Regions from separate parts of the Homo sapiens genome. Here region 2 is linked to region 1. The links are chromatin loops, found by intact Hi-C in ENCODE. Cell type or tissue: Calu3. All regions are shown on one strand. Each heading gives the region's core, and the rest is flanking DNA. Links, peaks and the distances in the headings are about the cores only. Region 1 overlaps LOC105374524 (a long non-coding RNA gene). Region 2 overlaps LOC105374524 (a long non-coding RNA gene).

What was found. A loop is a pair of places that touch in the nucleus more often than their neighbours do. Peaks named below come from ENCODE experiments on the same cell type or tissue, not always from the same donor. Only the 100,000 strongest peaks of a DNase experiment are listed, where the experiment ranks them.
Region 2: a loop joins it to region 1, with 2.0 times the contacts of the local background. A loop is called at or near these places in 1 of 110 quality-filtered maps.

Annotation. Positions count from the first base shown.
Region 1 is chr4:23,134,522-23,137,449 of GRCh38, reverse strand. The region is part of intron 12 of LOC105374524 (a long non-coding RNA gene); the gene reads right to left. Among named protein-coding and RNA genes, the nearest start is that of ADGRA3, 620 kb to the right of the region's middle. In Calu3, for the core only: no CTCF peak of the experiment used is centred there; a DNase peak (open chromatin) is centred at 1,449.
Region 2 is chr4:23,038,372-23,041,299 of GRCh38, reverse strand. The region is part of intron 3 of LOC105374524 (a long non-coding RNA gene); the gene reads right to left. Among named protein-coding and RNA genes, the nearest start is that of ADGRA3, 520 kb to the right of the region's middle. In Calu3, for the core only: no CTCF peak of the experiment used is centred there; a DNase peak (open chromatin) is centred at 1,329.

The sequences.
Region 1 (2,928 bases), core at 175-2,674:
CCAGCCTTTGGCACATAGGAACACTAGACAGCAATTAAGCATGACACTTAAGGGCCATTTTAAAACACCAACAAAAAAGCACAAATAAAAAAAAAGGCACTAAATGGATCACAAAAAGACCCTTGTTTACAGTCAGAGCTGAAATAAGAAGGCAGAGTGTTGCTATGTCAGCCTCAGCTGGGTATTTGCATATGGTCAGATCAAAATTTTCCCACCCCATGCATGCCTAGGAATGACCAACAATCACCTGAAATATGGATTTTGTGGTTTCAAATAAATTTTAACAAGTAGACAAATTTGCAAATACAGGATCTGTGAATAATGATTGACTCTGTGTGTGTGTGTGTGTGTGTGTGTGTGTGTGTGTGTGTGTGTGTGAGATGGAAGTAAATTTTATCCCAGACACCAGCTAGTATTTCTTACTGTGTCAGAAACTGTTCCTTGACACAAACTGAAAGGACTGTGCATTGATGGAGAGTTTTATATAAAGTCTCCTCAAGAAGGATCCTTTAAAAAACTTGGAAACTACTGAAAACAACCTCTAACATATGAATTTCTCTTAAAAAAATTATATATATATATATATATGCCTCCTTTGAAATACCTCTTTTCTGCTCATTTTTATTTCTTTGCATCTCTTCCATCAGCAACATGTCAAAATGATGTCTACATTCTGTGCACATAAAGTCAATGTGCAACATTGGACTGGAAATAACTTGAAATTATTTGCTTAAAGCATTTCTGCTTTTGCTAGAACACTAGAAACTAGTTTTTGACTTTTACTTTTTAAACAATGATTGTCAGGACATGCTAATATATATTTTTGGCCAATCTTGTGGCTTATGACACTTCTATTCCTTCAATATTTTGCCTGCTACAGTCAGACATTTCACTATCCCTGGAGAACGCAGTAGCAAATAGGAAATGAACTGTGCAGCTGAAGAGAATTTGTCAGCAGTACATTCCTTTCTCCTTAAAAAACAAAGTAGAGAATGTTGGCTATTTATGCCCAGGCCTATTGTTTTTCTAATTAATCATGTTTTGTGTAAAAATTGCAATGAATGTATTTCTGCAAGACAACTGTAGTAACCATAAATGTTTGAGGTTCTCAGTGAACTTTCTCCTCAGATACTCAGAATTACCATACTGTCCCCCAGAAGTTCTATTTTCATCTATCATTCTGCAGCCAAATTGACATCTTTTGTTACAACTTGAATACAACTATTTCTTTTCCCATCCATAGCCTAAATAATTTCATAATAACAAGATTGTACTTCCATTAGGACTTGATAGTTAAAACCTCTTTTCTATCACTCTGTCCTATAGCTAGTTTCACTGAATATGAATATTATGGTAAAGGCCACTCCAAGTATATTTTTGGAGTCCACAGTATCATTGTAAGTTATCAGCACCAGTCTGTCCCCCTCCCCAGACAATGAGATCTTATTCATTAGGAACAATTCACCCCTCTAGTGGAAGAATCTGGGTATTGCAGCTTTAGCTCCAACAAATAGCTAAGCTTCAAGGCTGTAAGAGCATCTGCAGATTTTTAGAAAATTATTATTACAAGATTCCTTCTTTTTATGCTGGTTTGTTATTAAATATAACCCAATAGAGAAATCTCTTTAAAATGTTAATTTGCTTTCTTATGTTTATACACAGGGAAATGCTTAGAGCTATAAAAAGGCTGTACTAACACTGACTAATAGATTTTTGTTTACACTCATCTCCATTTTTCCCTTGTTTAAAGTCAAATAGAAATTGATTGGAAAAATGGTTTTTGGTATACTTTACAGAGTTAAACAATAATATGGGATGGTTTTTTTCCATATGTTTTCTATAAGCAGTAAGATTATTTTAAAATCAGCACTTTCGTACCAAAGTGGAAAACCATTCAGCCAAACTGAATTACAATGGGAAAACGATGATGTTACTACTCATGAATACTGGTAGCTATTGAGAGAGTAATGTGAAAATTCTGATTTCAGTTCTGCTACTGAGATGTCCTTGTCAGTATAAACGTTGGTAGTAAAAAATGCTTTCAAGATTTACTAGTCCAGAATGTCCCAAGAGGTGAAATAAATTCTCCAAGTTCACACAGCTAGTTAGTGGCCAAGCATAAGCCCATTTCTCCCGATTCTGAAACCCATAACTCTTTCTGGCACACAATCCTCATCGTTACAGCACAAGTCTGAATCCAGAGTGAATCAATTTGAATCACGCCTTGCTATGCACCACCTTGAAGATCACGGACAGCATCTTTCACCACTGTGCACCTCCCTATTCTCATCTGTACAGTGAGGGCAAGAGAGATGCCCCCTCAGAGATGTTTCAGCGAAGATGAAAATGAGATGCAGGAAAATTACTTAGTGCAGGACAAGATGCATAATAAGCACTCGGCGTGAGTTGACAATCTCTCCTATTAGTATTATTACCACTATGAGCTTTTTTTCTCTGTTTGGGGGCATTCTAAGAAGAGAATTTCTTTTCACTCCCTGGAGTAAATGTGTATGTAAATTAAGGGAAATTTAAGTCTTTGTTTTTTATTCAATTACTCATAAGTATTTCGGTGCTATAAGAGCTTTACTAATCTTACCCTTCATTTATGCAGTGATATAAGGGTGATAACAACTTTTTTAAAAGAGACTTTTAATTTTTTTTAAAGAGCATCATATGCATTGCCTCTATTAAGCCAGATTCATAAAATAATTCTAGCATAATTTAAATACTATATTAGAAACCAAAGATTATAAAGTGCAAATGAGATTTTCTTTTTTTTTTGGCTGCTGACATCATAACAGTTTTTACAGAGCGATTATCATCTCAATGGATATGGATGTCAAGCAGTCATTATCCTCAGATCATAACGAGGTGGACCATTAGTGCCTCCTTTGGAGACCTTATGGTCTAAGATGTTAATGAGCCTTT
Region 2 (2,928 bases), core at 189-2,688, 96 kb after region 1:
GCTATTGCTCTAAGTAGAGTGTCATTATGCTACAATGCCACTTATTATAGTGATTATTGACACTTATTGATACTTATTGTGGTGATTAAGAGCATGATCTGAAAAGCTAGACTGCTACAGTTCCAATCCCAGCTCTTCTTACAAAACATGTGATCTTCATCAAATTATATAAGCCATCTGTCTTCCTCTATTATAAAATGTAGCAATAATGGCACATTTCAGATAGGGTTGATTTGAGGACTCAGGGTTCCAGGAGAAAAAACAATGACCCAATCACCCTAAAAAAAAGTCTAGGAGAATTTATTTCCAAAGGGGCTATCATCAAAGACATGTATACGGGAAAACCACAAAGAACCTAGAATTCTTAGCTGCTGACCTCTTACCATCCCTAGACTAAGGGATGAAAGGAGGGGGTTTTTACTGAAGCCCAAAAGGAGAATCATGTAGTCTGTTTCCTTGTGAAGACCAGTGTCCTTTGATGAAGCCAGGGAATTAACACTCAGATTTCGCACTCTACCTTCCTTCTAGTTTCTGACAAGTCTCTCTGGTGCCCCTACCCAGCAGAAAGTAGATGGCAGCCTTTTTGATGTAGCCCATGCTGGTTAGTCTCCTGGAACAAAGGGCAGAATGGTAGCTCTGTAAGGACCATCATGAACTAATATGTATAAATAGTTAAAACATGTCTGGCACACAGTAATACCCAATACATAATAACTATGACTAGTATTTGTATTACTTCTATGTTATTAGTATTCAGCACAATTTCCAGCATTTGGTAGGAAATTAAAAACATTCGAGTAATGAGTAGAGGACAGGTACAGAAGCAGGATAGGAGTTGCTGTAGGATGTTGATACAATATAAGTTATAGTCACATATATACAATCGATCATAAATACATCATTGAAAATGACATGAGTTTAAATGAGTTGGAATTTTAATGTTGGAGAAAAGTAAGATAAACTTGTAGGGGTAGCTCCTGAAGTAGTTAGAAAACAAGTCACATTATTAAAACATACTGTTCCACACAGAGAGACAAGTTAGGAAGGAGTTAGGGGCAGTGAGGTACAAGGAAAAGATTCAAGCTTTGAGGCACAGAAATATGTTCACCCAGATCTGTGTGACATTGAGCAAGTTCCTTTTTTCTCTGAGTCTGTAATGGTTAATTTTATGTGTCAATTTTACTAGGCTATGAGATGCCTAGACATTTAGTCAAACATTATTCTGGGTGTGTCTGTCAGGGTGTTTCTGGATGAGATTAACATCTGAATCAGTAGACTGAGTACAGCAGATTGCCCTCCCTAATATGGGTGGGCCTCACTGCAATCAATTGAAAACCTGAATAAGAGAGAAAAAAAAGGCTGAGTAGGAGGGAACACTCCTTCCGCCTGGCAGCTGAGCTGAGACATTGGTGTTTTCCAGCCTTCAGGCTCAGACTAAAACATGGACTCTTCTTGGGTCTCCAGCCTGCCCACCTTTAAACTGGAACTTAAGCTATTGACTCTCCTGATACTCCAGCTTTCAGACTCAGACTAGAGCTACACCATGGGCTCTCTTGGTTCTCTGCACTGCACATCTTGGAACTTGTTAAGCTCCATACTCACAAGAGCCAATTCCTTATAATAGCTAGATACCAATATAGATAGATGATATAGATATAGATATAGATATCGACCTCCTGTTGTTTCTGTTTATCTGAAGAATCCTGATTAATACAGACAGCACTAGTACCCTAATTTAGAAAATGGAGATTGTCAGTAAGAGTCGATGAGTAAAATCCTATGCAAAGCAACTGACACATAGTAGGCATTCAGTGAATATGTCTTTTCCCCCTGAGAGTTGAGAGATTGAAAGCACAGCCAGTAAAATAAAATGGAGGGCTATCTTTCTAATAGACATCCTTCCTGCCTCTAGTCTTTAATAGAGTCCATTAATATCTATCAAACATTCCTAGGAATGGAAATATAAAGCCATCGTTGCTGTATATGTGGCAGCCTAATGAGCCAGCTGCTCCCAGTGAGGCAATAATTTACTCAAAGGTCCACAAGTGTTGAGTTAAGCATGAGTTAAGGCAGCTTTCCAAATTGACCAGTTCTTCCACAAACAGATTGCATTATTATGCTATCCTTTCTATGTAATTTGCTCACCAGGGCTCTATGCAGGATAAACCAATATGGTATCTGCCCTCTAGGACTTTTTCCTGCAAGGAATTCGCTGACAGATTTAATCACCCCAAAATCATGAAGTCAGCTCTCTTAGTTCCAGGCCAATGGAGTTTTTCTAAACCATAGCATTCTCAGACCAAGTCATGTGTATCCATTTCTTGGGGAGGGGCTACAGTAAGGATGACATTGGGCAATTTCTCAAGTCCCATTTCTCAGTAAAATGACTCAATATTTGTGCACACAGGAGCTTTTTTACGTTGGCCAATCCATAACAGATGATGATGTATATCACTTAACAGTGATGGAAGGCCCAGCTGCAGAAGTCATTTTCTGGAGTCAAGGATTGCAGCCCCCAGGCTAATTCAGCAAGAGAGATATTTATGATCTTAGCAATGGGACCGGAAGGCTCTCTGTCCCCACTTCTGAGCCTGGACAGTGCCTGCGGAGAGACTGGATTGCATTTTCTTCACCAGTGCTTGATGTTTAAACACATTAGAGGGACTTTGAGAGCCAAAATGACTGAATAAGATGGTACCCCAAAAAAGTCTCTAGTATAAAGCACCCTACCTCACAAAGCAGAAAACCAAGTTACCAGATCCCTTCCAGTCCTAACTAGCCATGTCACCTTGGGCAAGTCACTTAATTTTTCTGGGATGAAATTTTATGACCTGAAAAGTAGGTTAATAACGTCGCTTCAACTTCAAAGCCTAGAGCAGGTAAGTAGGTTTCCTGAGGTTCCTTTCAGCTCTGGTGTATCTAAAATTG